2 separate regions of the Homo sapiens genome follow, and region 1 is linked to region 2. Evidence: chromatin loops called from intact Hi-C (ENCODE). Cell type or tissue: endothelial cell of umbilical vein. All regions are shown on one strand. Each heading gives the region's core, and the rest is flanking DNA. Links, peaks and the distances in the headings are about the cores only. Region 1 overlaps SUGP2 (SURP and G-patch domain containing 2). Region 2 overlaps UPF1 (UPF1 RNA helicase and ATPase).

Region 1 (9,649 bases), core at 673-8,672, 140 kb before region 2:
CTGTGGTCCCAGCTCCTTGTCTGCCTGGTCCCTGTCACCTTGCAGTGCCACCACCCCCAGGGGCTCTGCTTGCTTCCAGTGGCTTCTGTAGCTTTGGCAACTGGCAGATCTTTATGGCAGTAGAGGTGCCAGCATGGAGGATGGAGTTTGGGTTTATAACCCAACCCTCGAACGAACCAGCCTGTGGGGGCCTGGAGTGGAGCTGGTTTTGGGGAGTCACAGGTGCGGGGGGTTCATCTTCTCCTTTCTCCTTCTCCTTTCCTGACCCCTCCGACAGCTTCCATGTTGGCCATGGGTCAGGTGAATGGATGGAGCTCCAAGCGGGGCTCAGCCCATTGACCCGAGCGAGGCGCACACACCTGCAGCGTGGATCAAGCGCACTCTCTCCAGCATCGCCCTGACCATTCCATGTGCTTTGTCCTAGCATGTTCATTCTTGACTTTCTCCACTTCATTTTATTAAAAAGTTAAATGCTTTAGGAATCTGTGGCGTGTGGCCACTGACCGCCCCCCACCTCCTGCCGCTCCTCCAAGTTTGAGCTGAGATGGTTCTGTGAGTCCTTGGCAGGGGTCAAAGGGCACATCTCCTTGAACCTAGAAAGCCCCCTACACTCTCAGAGGACACCTCTCCTGTGGATTCAGCGCTGGGGCAGTGAAGGTGTCGGGAGCCAGCAGAGCATGGTGCGTGCTGCCAGCTGCCGGCCAGCCGGGATAGAGGAGATGCCACTGGCCCTCCGTGCCCCCAGCCCCTCCCTCTTAACCGAGGCTGTCCTTGCTCTCTGCAGAGGCCGCTCTGCAGGATCCTCGTGTCGCGCGTGATGTGTGGTGGCACAGCCGTGTCAAAGTCACAGTGTCTTTTCTGTCGTTCTAGTTCCAGGGTCACCCCCGAGAGGACAACAGGCATCTGGAAGTGCTCTCTCGCCACTCTGGGTGCTTTACTGTCTCTGGCTTGTTTCCATCACTGGAAATCACTTAGAGAATTGTAGTGTTTTTGGTCCTTGATAAAGCCTAGAAGACATTTGTGATGTTACAAAATGGAAGTTTTCTTTTGTTTCTGTTTTTTAAGATCTAAGAAGTTGTGAATGTTGTTAATCATTTAGCCGTTGCAATAAATGTAGAGGAAATGCAGTGTGCTGGGGTCTCCATGGCTGTGTTTTTAAAATCAGATCAGACACCAGCGCACGCAGATGGGAGTGCAGTGTAGAACCAGATGATGGCTGCCTCCCAGGACGTGCCCTCCGCCGGCGTGGTGCTCCTCCCTCGGGCCCCTCCTCACTGGCTTGCCCCACCTGAGGGACCTTGTGTCACTGTCACCAGGAAAGCTTGGAAGATGCCAGAGAGCAGGAAGGGACCAAGCACCCACCAGAGGGAGGGCAATTCCCTTCTGGGGAGGCTGGGGAGGGTAATCGGTACCGCCAAGTACAGAAGCTGCCTTTGAGGGGTGTCAGGGCAGTGGGAGCTGTGCCCCTGCTGCCTACGACTCACCTGTCCCCACAGGGCTTTGCCCCATCATCCCAGGGCTGGGGTTCCAGCTGCCAGAGTAAAACCAGAGCCTGCCTGGGCCACCCTCTGACTGCAGAGCTGCCTCTCTGTCATCTTCACACTCCCTGCTGTCCCTGGGTGCTGCCAGCCTGCCCATGGTTCCTCTGTCAACAGCCCCTTGGCCCTCCAGGTGAGGAGGGGCGTGCAGAGGGCACAGCAGAGACCAAGGCAGCACCCAGGGGGCCTGCAGGGGCCTCTGCCTGACCAGGGTGAGGAGGGGAGGAGCCAGACTGCAGGGAGGGGGAAGGCACTGTGCCCAGGGCAGGTGATGCTCATGTAGAAAGGTCCCTGTGGGCAGCTTAGCGGGAGCCTTGAGACAGAGCCCTTAGGAAGCTGAGGCAGGACCCCCAGCCTCACTTCTACCGTGTCCCGGGGGAAGCTATTGCCAGCCAAGACCCTCACCCTGCCTTCATCTTAGCGATGTCTAACCGCTAGCTTCAGTGGCACTCCCTGAGAAAGGCCGGAGCCTGCAGGGAAAATGTGGGGCTCACCTGCAGGGGGTGAGGAACCACCAGGAATTTCTCTTCAGTAGTGGAACCCTTCTTCCCCTAGTTCCTCTTAATATCACCCTAAGGCCGGTCAGGGTGTCTTAGGAGGACAGGAGGAGTGGTGTCCAGCCCAGGATGCCTGTCCTGGCGTTGACCCAGGCAGGTCACTTGATCTCAGGCCTCAGTTTCCCCTCTACAGACTGGGAAGGATCTCATTTGGAAGGTAAAATCTCCCCTGCTGCCTTGTACTAGGTTGGTGCAAAAGTAATGGCAAAACCTTCAATTACTTTTCCACCAACCTAATAATTTAGGACTAAGTGGAACCACAAGATCCCTGTCATGGCCTTTCTCCTCCCTGGAGCTTCCTTGGGGCAAGACAGGCAGAAGGCGCTGCCAAGAAGCCCCAGTAGCAAAAGCAAGGTGTGGCTTCAGTCCAGGCCTTTGCTGTGCATGCATGCCCACGTACAGATGTGCGCGCATGCATGTTCAAGCAGCACGCGAGGACGTTTTCCTTGTAAAAGATGAAAAACCAAACCCAGATGTATGCGGAATGGAGCACAGAGGCTTTCTCCTCCCATAAGTCAAAACAAATGACAGGACACTCCAAGGGTGCCACTCGGAGACTGCCTTCCTCTCCCCACAGGCTGTCTCAGCAGTCTCCATGGCCCGTGGGAAAAGAGCAGGTATTGGGTTGGCTTCAGAGGATATTCCACATGTAAACAATCGTAGGCACAATCGTGTTTTAGATGGAACCTTTAAAATGCAAATTATACTTCAAGTTCTATTCTGCTCCCTGCTTTTTTTCACTTAAAAAATTTCTGAGGCTGGGCGCGGTGGCTCACGCCTGTAATCCCAGCACTTTGGGAGGTGGAGGTGGGCAGATCACCTGAGGTTGGGAGTTCAAGACCAGCCTGACCAACATGGAGAAACCTCATCTATACTAAAAATACAAAAGTTAGCCAGGCATGGTGGCGCATGCCTGTCATCCCAGCTACTCGGGAGGCTGAGGCAGGAGAATCGCTTGAACCCTGGAGGCAGAGGTTGCGTTTAGCCGAGATCGCGCCACTGCACTCCAGCCTGGGCAACAAGAGCGACCCTTGGTCTCAAAAAAAAAAAAAAAAAATTCTGAAGCCATGTGTGGCAGCCTGTGCTTGTAATCCCAGCTACTGGAGAGGCTGAGGTGGGAGGATCACTTGAGCCCAGGATTGGAGGCTGTGGTGAATTGAGATTGCATCACAGTACTCCAGCCTGGGCAACCCTATATCTAAAAATACAAACCTGAAATAAACTTACATATACACATGTATGTATGATGGCTTGTCATTTAGCTAACAGGTTCTCCACGCCTAGCCATTTGGGTTTGGGCCCTACATCCTAGAATGGGCTTCTTTGTGGACAAAGTCCAGGAAATAGCATATGAGAACAAAGGGTCCTCCTGAGGGTCTCCTCACCTTGCTGCCTCCCTCCACACAGTTCATGTGCCATCTAACTTTGGGGTGACCCTGCTGATGTCCCAATTCCCTAGTTTCCCTGCCTCTCCGGGACAGTGGGGGCTGTGGTTCCTGCAGGTGTCTCTGGCAGGCACTGGCCCTTAGGCTGGGCTCCAATGCCAGCTTCACCCCCCAAACCCTGACCTCTTGGGATATGGACCTGACTGCTGACTCTCTCTACCTCCTCCAGGTCCCTCAACTCTGTCCCTGTCACCCCCACCCTGTCACCAGCCCCACCTCAACAGTGCAGGAGCCTGTGGTGGTTTGGGGTCACCGTGTTCCCTGAGGGGCCCAGCCAGGCCTCTATCTCCCCTGTGTCCACATACTACCCCAATGCCCACCCATGGTGGAGGGTGGTGTTTTGAGGGCCAGAGATGTGCCAGCAACAGGGACGCTATTACTGACCCTCTGCTCACAGTCAGTCCTCCCCGAGGTGGTCAAGCGGTGGGACCCTCCACGCCTGCATTTTCTCCAGTGAAATGTAGCCAACAGCTTGCAGGGTTAAATACATACGGTTACCCAGGACCTCTCTTAGAGGGTTCAGAGGGACTGGTCTTGTTACCGACTGATCCTTTCACATCCCACCCGCTTGGGCCTCAGTTTTCCCTCGTGAGGATCCCCAAGCCCTTCTCAGCTCCCCTTGCCCACCCCTCCCTGGCCAGCCTGAGGGTTGGGTGGCCCCCAAACTCTACCACATTCCATAGAGGAGCTATCCAGGGAAAGAGTGGTAAGTTGTCACAAGTCCCCCCATCCCCATATGTTTGGGGGATTAATCCCCCCCAAGGGTTTGGGGGATTAATCCCCATCATATGTTCGGGGGATTAAGGGCTGGGCAGAGGTAGGAGCCGGGGATGATTAATGAATGCTGGGGCTGCAGCCTAGGCAACATAGGGAGGCTCCACCTCTACAAAAAGAAACGTTTTTGTTAGCAGGGCATGATAGTCCCACCTGTAGTCCCAGCTCCTCGGGAGGCTGAGGTTGAAGGATTGCTTGAGCCAGGGAGCTGGAGGCTGCAGTGAGCTATGAATGCACCACTGCAGCCCAGCCTGGACGACAGAGCAAGACCCTGCCGCCAACCCCCAACACACACAAAAAAGAGAATTAAAGGAGCTCACAAAATTTCAGCCTCAAGGCCCACAGCACAGACCATATACTGAGATAAATCTGATCGTCATTGGCCTCTCTGGACTCCAGTGCTCTCATCCGGGGAGGATCAGCCCATTTCCCAATGGAAAAACTGAGGCCTGGGGCAGTCTGACTCCAGAGCTTGAATTCTAAACATCAGTATCCGGATTTCCAGTTGGTTTCATCTGATTTAGAAGCTCCCTATATACACACACTTGCGTACACATGGACACACCCTGTGCAACGCCATGTGCGAATGCGTGCACACATGCACATACATACACAGAGACATGCACACGTATGCACACAGACATACACACATGCATAGGTCTACACGGTGCTTCTATTTCCCACGAAGTCCATACTCATGGCCCTGAGAACTTTAACACTCAGGAATTGCGGCTCTGTAATGACTGGCACTATCCGCTTCCTTCACAGCCCAGGAGGGGGACCTCACGAGCTGAGCTTTTCTTGGCTGAATTTTTCTCCAGCGAATCCTCAGGTTGGACTCATGGGAGCACCAACTCCCAGTTCTTGCAGCTTGTGGCCAGGTGTGAAAAGGGGAGCGTTAGCCTCGAGATTTCAGCTTCCACGCCTTCATGACTTGCTTTTGCCAGGAGGAAAGCAAACCTTAAGAATTTGAATCCTCAGTCCTAACATGTCCTCTCTGTGCTGTGTAACCTGGGGCGGGTGATCCACATCTCTGAGTGTCAGCTTCCTCATTTGCAAATGGGGAGAACAGTAGCATCTACAGAAGGGTTCTTAGGAGCAGCACCCGCATGCTGTGAACTCAGACATCGCTGATCTGTTTCCATTGTTCTGTGTCAGTGGACCCAGTCCTTGAGGCATCCCATTGGCTGACTCCTCCTCCTTAAAACAAAGGCCAGGCGTGGTGGCTCACGCCTGTAATCCCAGCACTTTGGGAGGCCGAGGCAGGCAGATCACCTGAGGTCAGGAGTTCGAGACCAGCCTGGCCAACATGGTGAAACCTCGTCTCTACTAAAAATGCAAAAATTAGCTGGGTGTGGTGGTGCATGCCTGTAATCCCAGCTATTCCGGAGGCCGAAGCAGGAGAATCGCGTGAATCCAGGAGGCGGGGGTTGCAGTGAGCCGAGATCGCACCACTGTACTCCAGCCTGGGCTACAAAAGCAAAACTCTATCTATAAATAAATAAATGAAGTTTCCTGAGTCCTTACCTAGACCCCATGACATGATGAAAGGGCCTTGACTCCAGTGTCCTGGTCACAACGAGTGACTTTGGAAAATTCACTTCACTCCCTGAGGCCCCAGCATGCTCATCTTAAAATAAAGATGTTCCAAGCTGGGCGTGGTGGCTCACACCTGCAATCCCAGCACTTTAGGAGGGAGAGGAAAGAGCACTGCTTGAGGCCAGGAATTCAAGGCCAGCCTGGGCAACGTAACAAGACCCCATCTCTATTAAAAAAAAAAGAAACCCTAGCCGGGCATGGTGGCACATGCCTGTAGTCCCACCTACTTGGGAGGCTGAGGAGGAAGGATCACTTGAGCCCGGGAGGTCAAGGCTGCAGTGAGCTGTGATTGTACCACTGCACTCCAGCCTGGGTGACAGAGTATGACCTTGTCTCAAAAAAAATAAATCCATTTGCAAAGTGTAGCATCATTTTTGTAAAAATCTTGTAAAATGTAGACAAGCCCCCCGTATATGGCAATGTTGGGCTGTGTTTCAGCACAAAGATGGGTCTACTCCAAACCGGCCACGTGGTAGGGAAGCGTGTGGGGTCCGGGCAGGGGTGCCACCCCCCACCAACACCCAGCCATGTGCCTCCTTACAACCAGTTTGAAAGGAAAATCCACTGAAGAATGTTTAGAGGAAGTAAAAACAGCAAAGCACTTGCTGGCAGCAATTGTCGGCCTTTGTTTCGGAGGCAGCTGTGGTCTTAGGAGAAAAAAGGATCAGATTTGAACCAAGACAGTTTCTTCCTGTGTCAAATGGGGAAATAAGCCTGGCTTCCTCCCAGGGCCATTGTTCAAAGGCTGCTGTGAAAAACCCTCTGACATCTCCTTGGCAGAGGCTCTGATCGGCTTTTTACATCTTGTCTGTTCACTCATTCATTCATTCATTCATTCACCACACATTTTTATTTGTTGGTTTTCGTTTTGAGACAGGGTCTTACTCTGTCGCCCAGGCTGGAGTGTAGTGGTGCCATCTCGGCTTACTGCAACCTCCACCTCCAAGATTCACGCAATCCTCCCACCTCAGCCTCCTGAGTAGCCGGGACTATGGGCACGCGCCACCATGCCCAGCTAATTTTTGTATTTTTTAGTAGAGAGGGGCTTTTGTCATGGTGCGGTGGCTCATGCTTGTAATCCCAGCACTTTGGGAGGCCAAGGCAGACGGATCGCTTGAGGTCAGGAGTTTGAGACCAGCCTGGGCAAGACGGCAAAATTCCGTTTGTACTAAAAATACAAAAATTAGCCAGGCATGGTGGTACACACACATAGTTCCAGCTACTCGGGAGGCTGAGGCGAGAAGATCACTTGAACCCGGAAAGTGGAGGTTGCAGCGAGCCGGGATGGCGTCACTGCACTCCAGCCTGAGTGACAGAGTAAGACTCTGTCTCAAAAACAAACAAAAAATTTATCATCATTATCATTATTATTTTTAAGACGGCATCTCACTCTGTAGCCCAGGCTGGAGTACAGTGGCATGATCATAGCTCTCTGCAGCCTTGACCTCCTGGGCTGAAATGATCCTCCAGCCTTAGCCTCCTGAGTAGCTGGGACTACAGGCATGTATCACCATGCCTGGCCTGATTTACACCTTTTAAAAGAGCAGTCTGGAAGGGCAGGGCAGGAATGAAAGCAATTCTGAACTGTTCCATCTATACCCCTCGGTTCCAGCCCCATTTAATGGCAGGCACCTGTGCAGGGTATCAGGGCTACCCTGGGCTGCTGGAGCACCCTTTGCCTGAATGCCCACTGGAACCAGAAGTGCCTGGAATTGACATTCCCCAGGGTAACCCTGACAGCTGACGAGGGTGGGGTGTGAATAACCTAGCCAAAAGACACAGAGACATAGACCCCGTGTGCTGGCCAGCTATTTGGTAAAACAACCATTCTCTGGCAGTTGTCTGAAATGTGGCCTTAGACAACGTTGTAGGCTCCGTCTCAGCCCCGAACCCCATGGAGGTCACTTGCAAGGAACCCAGAGCAAACCTGTCCTTTCTGGCTTGGACGTCCCACCTGCCTACTCTAGAGCCTTTGACAGTTTCCCTGTTTCAGTCCAGAGATGTTCACCCTCTCCTTTCTGGCTCTCCACGTTCTTGGCAGGTTGTTGCAAGAGGCAGAGATGTCTGGGAGCAACTAAGTCCCTCAGAACGCAGAAAACCTTCTTCTTCTTCTTCTTCTTTTTTTTTTTTTTTTTTTTTTTTTTTTTTTTTTGAGACAGAGTCTCACTCTGTTGCCCAGGCTGGTGGAGTACAGCAGCTCAATCTGGGCTCACTGCAACCCCCTGTAACCCCCACCTCCCAGTTTCAAGCAATTATTTTGCCTCAGCCTCCCAAGTAGCTAGGACTACAGGCAGGCACCACCATACCTGGCTAATTTTTGTATTTTTAGTAGAGATGGGGTTTCACCATGTTGCTCAGGCTGGTCTTGAACTCCTGACCTCAGATGATCCATCCGCCTCTGCCTCCCAAAGTGTTGGGATTACAGGCATGAACCACTGCACCTGGCCAGAAAACCTTCTTTTATCCAAGTCCAAGTAAGCAGGAGTCCAGGGTGGGCACCCGGGGGGCATCCCTAGATAGCACTGGATATCTTATAGCGCCAGGCATGGCAAAGAACGCTTGGCACCTGTGCTCCTTTCACCTTAGGCAACCACAGCTCCCTTTACAGACGAGGAAACTGAGGCCCAGAGACGTTGGTTAACAACTCTCTGGGGCAGGCAGGTGGGACGTCCAAGCCATTTCCAGAAAGTTCAGTTCTTAGGGCTGGTCTTTAGCTGTTTTTTTTTTTTGTTTTTTTTTTTTTGAGACAGAGTCTCATTCTGTCACCCAGGCTGGAGTGCGGTGGCACTGCAGCCTCAACCTCCCTGAGCTCAGGTGATCCTCCCATTTCAGCCTCCCAAGTAGCTGGGACTACAGGCATGCACCACCATGCCTGGCTAATTTTTTTTTTTTTTTTCTTTTTGTAGAGACAGGGTCCACTATGTTGCCCAGGCTGGTCACAAACTGTTGGGCTTGAGTGATCCGCTTATTTCAGCCTCCTAAAGTGCTAAGATTACAGGCAGGAGCCACTACAGCCTGCCTGGTCTTTGACTTTCTGTTTATCCTCATAGACAGCAATGAGGGCAGCCTCAATTTTCCAATTTCTCTGCTCTCCTAATGAATGAAGTAACTGACATGTTTATAGTGCTGTCTCTGCAGCACTAAGGGCTGAATACATGGGAACTCTTTGGGCTGCATAAAGCCAAAAAGGGAATTAATTGGTGGATGGAATTGGAAAGGACACCTTCAGGATCAGCTGGATCAAGGCACTCAACCAAAACCACCAGCCTCTCTCTCTATTTCTTGGCTTTGCTGTCCTTTGTTTACAGGCAGGCAAGATGGTGGCCAGCAACTCGGAGCCTAGCCTTACCCATTTAAGCAACATCACAAGAGCTCTGTTGTCTGATAGGGGTGGCACAGACACCAAGATTGTCTATTATTGCCCCAGCCCGGGGCATATGCCTGTCTCTGAACCAATCACAGTGGCCAGAGGGCTACAATACACTGATAGCTAGGGCTTCATTGGCTAAGAAGGGGGAAAGACCCCAAGCACAACAAGATGCTGTTCACAGAAGGACTAGGAAGAGCCCCTGCAAGTGGGCAGAATCAGAATCGGAACCCAGCTCTTCACTCCTTAGCTATATTGGTCTCAGCTGCTTTCTTTTCTTTTGAGACAGAGTTTTGCTCTTGTTGCCCAGGCTGGAGTGCCATGGCGTGATCTCGGCTCACCACAACCTCCGCATCCCGGGTTCAAGCG
Region 2 (9,649 bases), core at 1,189-9,188:
ACCTGACAGTGATGTTATCTTGAGTCTGAGCACATGAAAAACAAGAGCCCCGGTTAGCCTCCAGCACAGGCCCGGGCCTGGCCTCCACATGCCCGAGGCCCCATGAGGCGGGCCCTACAGCAAGCCTCTGCCGTGAGAGCAGGCGCCGTGAGTGGCACCTGCAGCCCCAAATGCCACCAAGGGCACATCTGAAAGAGAAGCCATTAGGAGTCCCCGGAACACACACAGGCCAATCCCGTCTGGAGGCTTCACCGCACACCAGAGGCCTCCGTGGCCAGGGAGCAGCTGCTGTGGGAGGGAGGAAGAGAGAGAGGAGGGGAGGGAGGGACAGAAAGAGGAGGGGAGGGAGGGACAGAAAGAGGAGGGGAGGGAGGGAGGGGAGGTCAGCGCTCCAGGGCTCCCGTTGCCTAAATGTGGTCTTCACAGGGATCACGCCCGAGTCTAACTCTCGCAACTGTGGGCAAAGCTGTGGACCCCACTGGGAAAGATGTGTTGGATTTAAACAGAAAACACTGAGGCTGATGTCAGATCTGAGGGCGGGGGCTCAGACCACCGGGCTGCCAGGCCCGGATCCGCAAGTTCCAACTCTCAGGTGTCGCGGCTGCAGCCCACATCAGCTCCCACAGCCTGGAGAGAAAACCTCCCTCTGGAAGCCTGAGGAGAGAGCTGTGAGAGCCAGAGCCCACCCCAGGCCAAGCCCTCTCGCACACATCACCTGGGACTCCTTCAGCTTCTTGTCGTAGTCGGCCTCCAGCTTGACCAGGGGCCCGAATATGTTCTGGTACTGGTAGGCGTCCTCGTACCGCAGGAGGACATGCTGCGGCTCCTCGTCCACCCCCGGCTTCTCCAGGTCCTCCAGCGTGGCAGAAGGGTTTTCCTAGAAGACAACAACACCGCGCCACACTCGTCCTGTTTTTCCCTACATGCAAATGAACGAGGGCGCAGAGGCACCAGAGGGATGGAGCACACATGCCGCTTCTCAGAATGGGCCACGGTGGGTGGCATGGAGGGGTTCTGGCGCAGCCCCACCTGCAAGGAGAACCCTGGGAACGGGAACTCCATGCCACACAGGGAGCTGCACACCGGCCTGGCCCATGCCTGGGCCTCAGCTGCTGCTCCGCACCCCAGCGGGGTTCCGGTACTTGGGTGAACCTGCCTACAAAGCCCCAGGCACCAGCCTGACACACTGTCCACAGCAGAGGGCACCTTCAGAGCCAGCTGCTTCCTCCAAGTATGCCCAGCTTGTGAACGAGAGCAGCTAACCCGCCTCGCAGGCTGCCACAAAGACCACCGGTTTCTCTCGCTGTGTCCACAGCCCGGGAGGCCTGTCTCCCACGTCTGCTAACCCTGAGCCAGACCAACATGGGCCCGCAGCTCTTCCCCTGGGGGCCAGCTCCCTCAGTGAGTGCCATGCTGGTGGGGACAGGACATTTTCTGGGCTGTTCAGATATAAACGGGAATCATGAAATCATCTGGCAACCGGAAAATCCAAGTGGAAAGGTACCCGGCTGAACAATGCTTAAAAAAATATTTTAACTTGCACTTCATTTCCTATGTGAGATTTCTGACTGAATGGGAGGCAAATGAAAACTTCTAGCCTAGTTATTAGAACTACTTTATCACAAAATCCTAAACAGCTGGAAGCACAGAAAGGCTTCCGTGGGGAAAAGTGAGGGCTGTCTGTGGAAGGAGGGCCAGGCACCCACTACTTGACCCGGCACCCTCTCCTCTCCCCTCTGTCTCAGCTGACTGTGCCGACCTCGACACCAACCTATTTCCCCAGGACATTCTCGCAGCCCACCTGTCTGGGCAGGTTCAGGCTCTGCAGGACAAGTCTGCCCACAGCCAGCCCCATTCTTCCCCTCCCACCACCCATCCTCACCCCGGCAAGACAAGAAAAATTCCAGCAGCCAGAGCTTTCCTTTCCCCAAGGCCAGGATCTTCTCGGTCAGGTAAGGCTGCCTGGATGGAAGGTGACCAAGGTGCCCTGAGGTCATTCCACGTAGAGGTGGCAGAGGTCTGCCTGAATTCCTTTCAGAGAATCTCCAGCGGTCTCACTGGGTCAAGCCGTCTCTGAAGACACTCCCCTCCCCGCAACCAGAAACCACACGAAGGCACGGGTCGGCCCGCTGGGCAGCCCCACCTTCCACAGCTCCTCCAGCTTGTTGATCTGCTGTGCCGTGATCTGGCGTGCCCGCAGCTGCTCCTGCTCGGAGGGGATCTTGACCAGCCAGGACAGGAAGCAGCGGTCCTGGATCAGCGGCTGCCACTGCGAGCTGTCCCAGTTGATGTCCTTGAGGCTGCTCTGGCTGGCACAGGGCTGCCTGCAGAGCGGGAGGGGGCCGTGAGGACCAGCTCCCGTCCCTGAAGCCCCGGAGCAGGGAGGGCCCCCTCCCATGCTGACCTTTCACCCAAAGGGGCATGCCCTGCATTTTATTATGTGATCACATTACCTTCAAACTGTTAGTAATAAATCGCATCTCCCTGTGCACTTGAGCTCTGAACTCTTAAAACTCAGAACAGACTTTGTTTTTACAGAATTGTTTTTATGACTTAGCCAGAACGCCCCAAAAGAGTTACACGGCACTGCCGACTCCTTAACAAGCCTCAGCGCCTAAACGCTCTCATGCCTCACCCTTCAGCAAAAACCATCTTTGGAGGACAACTCCCTGGAGTTAGAGCCACGGCTGGGCTGGGCTGGGCCAAGGCTTGTGAGGAGACGGCTGGAGCTTAAAGGTCACCCCCAGGAGACATCTGGGGACCACTCACCTGCACAGCAGCACCACCACTGAGTCAGCTTTGGCCGGGATGAAGCCGAGGAGGAAGACGTTGCGACAGCCGCAGTTGTAGCACTCCAGGACTGTCTCCCCCAGGGGCCCGTCCTTGTGCAGGGTCACCTCTTTGCATTTTGCCCTCACAAGGTGATTTACAATGTGGCTGAAACCAGGAAATGATAAACGGTTAACACCCAAAATTTGGCTTTTCACCACTTCCAATTTTCGGGCCCCTGTTAAAAGTTCCGGTACCGTTCACGGTCCATTAGCAGAGGCAGTCACACCTCATCCATCTGGCATCTCTGGGGGCCAGCCCTCCCCCAAACTAGCTCCCCACTGAGCACAAAAATCAATCCCAACTTGAACCACTTTAAGGAAAACTTCCTTAACACGGTTCACATAGTTCCTGCCTTTTTTAAAAATCCTGCTTTCTTAAATCCAACTTATCAGGCCTAATTTAACCCATTGTTGGCCCAGGGCTGCTGTGGGGTCAGAGACATTTCCCACAAGGCCCCAGCCCCTTCTTTCCAAGGTCAACCCCCGCCACCATCTTCTGTGGCTTCTTCTGAAATCACTCCTCAGAGGCCCTGTGCCTACTTCCAGGAGCAACAGTCCCTCCTGCTTTGCTGCAGGCCGGGAAATCTGATAAGCAGGCGACTGGAAACCCCCGCAAAAAGCAGCAAAAAGGTTGAGCAGAGGCGGGGGCGGTTCTACAGAAGCCCAGGGCTGTGTGTGAAGCCCTGGCTGGCTCGGCTCCTTCCTTGCTGCGACGTGGCCAGGACACTGCTCACCTAAACCGCGGTCTGGGCTGAACCCTGCCCTGTGCCAAGCCAGCCACCCTCCAGCACCTATCTGCCGTATCTAACAAGGATGCCCAGCTGCTCTGCCTTTGGGCTCTTCCGGTGTCTCCAGCAGCTCTGAACACGCCTGCAGGGCCTCCCAGCCTTCCTCACCGCGCCCTCTCTCTTCCCCTCTGGAAAACCATTCTTGCCAAAAGCTTCAGCTCAGCTAATCTTCTAACCCTTCTCCCTGCCACGAGGCCCAGGATTCTCTAACCAGCCATGGCCACTCTGAGCATCTCCAAAGCCCGACTCCACTCTGGAGCCCTGCCGGCCACGTGGGCAGAATCAGCTGTCTCCGTGTCTTCTCATGCATCCTCACCCTGTCACAGCCAAGATCCCTAAGGGCCAGCGGCTGCTTCCTCACCTTCCCCTGGGCCTCGCACAGAATGCTCAGTGGTGCTTGGCTCAAGCCTGTTGTTTCTCAGAGGCCCTTTTGCTCACTTCCCTGTTCTTGGCTATGCTGACCGGAAGCTGGGGTTGCCAGCTAAGAGAAGTTTTATTTAGTTGCTTTTCCTGAACAAGAGGAACTAAATGCAAACATAGCAACACTTAAATTACCCAGAAGATTCTGAAAATGGGACAAGAATGTCTTTTGGTTATCCAGAAGATACCCTTCTTTAAAATCTTTTAAAAACAGCAGCCCCTTTCTGGCCTTGCTCATAACACCATATTTCAAGTTACTAACTCAGAGATGCCACGAGATCTGACTGCTCCATCTGTAACCCTCCGAGACCCACAGCTGTCAAAGGCACAGGAGGGGCTTGTGTCAGCACAAGTAAGCCTGCCTCCGGGCTTTGGTCATTTTCTTTCTCCAGAACGTGAACCTCAGAAAAAGACCCCACACTTCCTTGCTAGCACCTCGGAGCTCTGCCTCCCAGGCTCTGCTCCATCCTCTCCAGCAGTGGAGTGACCTGTACACAGCAACCTGGAGGGGAAGGGGAGCCGCTAGCACGGGACCCACCAGGACGAGAGTCCCACCACTCGGGCAAGACCATCGAACTCCCCCCTTGGAATTTGGGCACTGGGAGAACACTGTCCTGTCCCAAACACAGAACAAGCGACACAGTCCAGCTGCAGCTGATCAACATCAGGAAGGCAAGCCCAGCGCCGACGGTCAAGTGAACTTAATTGAAGCCGATGATTCAGGATCTGGCCTGAATTAGCCTCCGGACAGCTCCGATGAGCTCAGGCCAGAGCAAGCTTGCTCAGGAACCAGCGCCCCTGGATGCCCGTTACTGCCTTGGGAACATCCTCCCGTTAATGAAGATCAGCGGGTGTGCCAAGAGCTCATCTTGCAGAAAAATCGAAATAAAAACTGGGAAGGAGAATTAAGCCAACCCTACTTGCATAATAAAAAGAGCCACAGAGAATAAATCAAGGGTAAATACATTAAGGCATTCACACACCACCATCTGTTTCAAGTTAAACCAGTCACAGAGGAGGAAAAAACCCAGGTTTGTTAGCGTGATTTTATATTACGCTTTGCTTCAACATTTCCATAATTTACACACAAATCTGAGCACAGCACTGATTAAACACACATGCATGGTCTGATTATCTACCTGCCAGAAGTATTTCCACGTCCGTTGCAGAACCACTTCTTGCTGGTATTACAGTAAACCACGCAGGCAGGATCGTGTATTCCACAGTAACTAAAAAATCAAAACAGCGACAGTTACAGCTGGAAGCTTGCTCTCTGGTTTTCATTTGGCAAGATGTGAAATTCTTTCCTCTGACAACATTTTTAAGTTCTTCATTAAACACATACTCAACCCCAACAATCCCAGTAACCAAATCAAACCAGTTAACCAGGGCTTCTCAAATCCAAGAATGCAGGGAAGGGGTATGTGGCAGAAGCTCCGAGGGGATAAGGAGCAAAGCCACCTCCAAGGAGAGTCCTGCTGGAAGGAGGCCTCACTCCTCCAGGGCCATTCTAGTCCCCGTTCTTTGGCCTGAAATTCAGGAATCCAGCCTCAGACCCAGTGGTCATGGTGAACTCTGGGCTCCAGCAGAGGGCACTGTGCTCCCAGGGAGCTGGGCACAGACCCTGCAGCAGCAGCGCCCTGAAGCTCAGGCCCCGAAGCCCAAGCGAGGAGCCTCGGGAGAGCCTCACCCCACCACTGGCTGTGGTTTTCTGAAAATCCACATACCAAACCCAAAAATACTAGCTCCCCAGAGCTGCACCAGGACTTATGGCCATCTCTGTGTGTTAAGAGAACACAATTACATACACGAAAACATCTGTAAATGAGAATGAGTGAAGAGCTGAGATGCAGGAAAGAGTGCCTGCCCACCAAGCCTAGCGAAGAGCAGCCTCAGTCCCGGAGCGCTGGGCAGCACGCGGGCAAGGAGCTGCAGGGAGGGCCCCAAGTGGGTGCCCACAGACAGAGGCAGGGCTCAGGCCCAAACCTGCCGTGACTGTCGCTCAGGCTGGAGTGCAGTGGTGCGATCTCGGCTCACTACAACCTCCGCCTCCCGGGTTCATGTCATTCTCCTGCCTCAGCCTCCCAAGTAGCTAGCTGGGACTACAGGCGCCCGCCACCATGCTTGGCTAATTTTTTGTATTTTTAGTGGAGACAGGGTTTCACCGTGTTAGCCAGGATGGTCTCGATCTCCTGACCTCGTGATCTGCCCACCTCGGCCTCCCAAAGTGCTGGGATTACAGGAGTGAGCCACCGTGCCTGGCCAAAACCTTCTCCCCTCTTCTAATCTACATTTCCTCACTTGTGTGTCACAAAAATACAGAAATAAGCCTCAACAAGGGACGATCCCACTCGAGATGAGAATTCTAAATTTGTCAACATGCAGGTCTATCCACTAACTACTGTCTTCACATCCAATTCTCCAGGCACGGCCAAGGCAGCGGGAGGCAGGGATGCCCCAGAACCCTGCAGCAACTGCTTTGTGAGGGTATCTCAGCTGCTCCACTCACCCTCCCACCCCAGATGCTCACCCAATGCCATGACAAATTCTTTCTATGAGTGAGTGCGCAGGTACCAGGCAATGCCCCCAGGGTCTGAGGAGGCCAAAGGAAGGAAAACTTTTCCCACCAGCTGGTGAATTCAGGGTGTCGGAGGTTGCTGAGCCCACCTCCTGACCGGTAACAGGCCTTGGCTGTGCACATGGCCTGAGCAATTTCCTTACTCCCGAGGACACCGCCACCCAGAGTCACAGCACAAGGGCGCCACCCTGTACCTGGGAGGTGAGTGTCCCAGGCCCATGCCAGAGGCACCCACCTGTCCAGCACATGCCCAGGCCCAGCTGAGCTCAGCTCACCTGCAGGCGTGTATGGGGAGGTCCTTCGTGTAATAGGTGTCTTCTTCATCTTCCTCGAAGTTCAACTCAGCCAACAACTGGCTGGTCTTGGCTACACTGTCGTCCACAGCCCCGTTCTGCAGGATGCCTTCGGGCCCAACCTGCAGCAGAACGCAGTGTCACCTGAGTGAGGCTGCAGCTTCCAGGACTCAGTGCAGAAGAACCAGCCTCGATGACTCTGGTGTGACACCCTGGCCTCATCTCTGCTTTGAGACAGTTTCCCTTGTTCTGACTGGATTTCACTCTTCTCTAGCAAACCTACCTGGCCAAAAAAGGGCCACTGGTGGCCTTCTACACCCCCCGGTCCCCCACACAGCTGGTCTAACCCCCGCCTAGCCACAGAGCCATGTCCATGCCCACAACCAGGATGCTTAGGAAGATGCTTCTTTCCCATGACTGAGGACCACAAGGAGCAGGGTGACTTTTACAGACTGACAGCAGTGTGCCCTGAGGACAGCTTCATGATGCCAGACCCACCACAGTGTAAGGCTCATCAAACACTACGAAGCTGCCACCCATGCAGATGTGGAAATGTCACTGGCCACATCCACTGCCACCTCACCCTCCCCATCCCTTCAAGGCAGCCCTCTCCTGAGGATGAAGTAGAAACTGAACACTGAGATACCCTTGGCAACCGAGGCCACACCCTCACTGAAGGCGCCTCTTCTATGTTCAGCAAAGGCAGACAGCGCATGGCTCTAAGTCATCAGGCCACAACTGCACAGGACACTTGCAAGGAGACCACACAGCCACTGGGGCTCCTCATGCCACTCCCAAGTACCAGCACCTCAAATGACATGGCCAACAGTCCCTGGCATGGCCCCCATAGGCCACCTAACCCCACCACGGGGTCAGGCAGCGGGAGCACTGTGTCATGGCAGAACACAAGGTGGCACAAAATTAAGGGCCAGGGAGGAGTGATGGGAGCTCCCCTAGGGACGGCACCAAATCTCCCACTGCCAGTCCCAGCACCCCAGACAGCCCCTCGGCCTAATGCCCTTGCTGTGTGATGCAGCACCTGTGCGAGCCTAGGGACAGGTGCTCATGGGGAGCAGCACCCCACAGAGGCCCCTCCAGCCCGCCTGGCTGGGGTGCATGGGCACGTGCTACCTGCACGCACAGATGCACACTGGGCCCAATGCTGCCCTGCAGTGATCTGGTCACAACACAAGCTGACTTCTGGGTTAACTTCTCCCTTCACTCTCTGAAAAGTTTCAAGATAAAACATTAATTTCAAAAATATATTTGACCCTAGGAACTATCATGAAATGAGGTAAAACAGCAGTAGGGGACAGTGCCTGGCACAGAGAAGTTCCACAGCCCACGCCAGGGGACATGATGGGTGAAGGACAAGAGGGTCATCATCTTCAGCTGGCACAGAGCTGCCACTCCAATAAAGTCCTTTGAGGCTGTCAACTTATCCCCTCACCAGGGAGGCTCTGGAGGGGCAAGGCCTCCCTGTACCCATCCCAGGCATTCACCAAGAAGCAGCTCCTCGGCAGGGCGGATCACCTGAGGTCAGGAGTTCGAGACCAGCCTGGCCAACATGGTGAAACCTCGTTTTTACTAAAAAGGCAAAAAAAAAAAAAATTAGCTGGACGTGGTGGCACGTGCCTGTAATCTCAGCTACTTGGGAGGCTGAGACAGGAGAATTGCTTGAACCCAGGAGGCGCAGGTTGCAGTGAGCTGAGACCGTGCCACTGCACGCTCCACCTTGGGCAACAAGAGCAAAACTCCATCTCAAAAAAAAAAAGAAAAAAGAAAAACCCAAACCCCCCCCCGGCCCCCAAAAAAAGCAGCTCCTCCCATCACCTCTGCTCTGGACACAGTATTTAAAGACGTATCCTAGAATTCCCACTTCCTAGTCATACACGAGGCCCCAGAGCTGGAGTCTCTAACTCCTTTAGTTCTGGATGTGAACCTAGCTACGACTAAAACCACATCCTGGAAGTCCATCTAAGAGCTGTACAGGGGCTTTCTGCCCAGAGACATGCTCCAGAACTCAGACCGTGCATCAGGGCAGCACAACAGTAGGTCACTTCAAGGCTAGGAATGGTGGCTCACACCTGTCATCCCAACACTTTGGGAGGATCGCTTGAGCCCGGGAGTTCTCAAGACCAGCCTGGGCAACACAGCCAAGATCCTGTCTCCACAAAAAAATACACAAACGAGCCAGGTGTGGTGGCGCACACTTGTAGTCCCAGCTAATCAGGAGGTTGAGGCCGGAGGATTGCTTGACCCCAGCAGGTCAAGGCCGCTGTGAGCTATGATGGTACCACTGAACTTTAGCCTGAGCAACAGACCAAGACCCTGTCTCTCTTAACAACAACACACACACACACACACACACACACACACACACAAGCCTGGCCAACATGGCAAAACCCCATCTCTACTAAAAATACAAAAGATTAGCTGGGCATGGTGATGCGCACCTGTAATCCCCGTGCAGGAGAATCGCTTGAACCCAGGAGGCGGAGGTTGCAGTGAGCCGAGATCACACCACTGCACTCCAGCCTGAGTCACAGAGCAAGACTCTGTCTCAAAAAAAAAAAAAAAAAACAAAGAAAGTCACTTCATTCCCACAGACGAAAACCACAGAAATTCAAAAACTCAAAAATCCCCCCAAATGTGCCATCATAAACTCTCAGGCCGCAGACATCTACTCCAACATTTGCACCACTGTCTGCATTTGCCAGCACCCAGGCCTTGCACCTG

Evidence for each region. Peaks named below come from ENCODE experiments on the same cell type or tissue, not always from the same donor. Only the 100,000 strongest peaks of a DNase experiment are listed, where the experiment ranks them.
Region 1: a loop joins it to region 2, with 4 times the contacts of the local background. A loop is called at or near these places in 2 of 110 quality-filtered maps.

What each region holds. Positions count from the first base shown.
Region 1 is chr19:18,982,371-18,992,019 of GRCh38, reverse strand. SUGP2 (SURP and G-patch domain containing 2) reads left to right here. Exons shown (of 11, transcript NM_001017392.5): 11 at 1-1,127. Among named protein-coding and RNA genes, the nearest start is that of HOMER3, 46 kb to the right of the region's middle. RefSeq lists an enhancer at 1,633-2,133. In endothelial cell of umbilical vein, for the core only: a CTCF peak has its summit at 5,074; DNase peaks (open chromatin) are centred at 5,109 and 6,559; H3K27ac peaks cover 453 bases.
Region 2 is chr19:18,843,363-18,853,011 of GRCh38, reverse strand. It overlaps UPF1 (UPF1 RNA helicase and ATPase), which reads right to left. Exons shown (of 24, transcript NM_002911.4): 2 at 6,893-7,032; 3 at 5,179-5,268; 4 at 2,770-2,937; 5 at 2,144-2,324; 6 at 716-877; 7 at 1-25. Among named protein-coding and RNA genes, the nearest start is that of UPF1, 16 kb to the right of the region's middle. RefSeq lists a silencer at 3,162-3,386 and enhancers at 3,934-4,053, 5,513-5,572. In endothelial cell of umbilical vein, for the core only: a CTCF peak has its summit at 5,625 (motif pointing right); DNase peaks (open chromatin) are centred at 1,471, 3,461, 4,041 and 5,641; H3K27ac peaks cover 2,118 bases.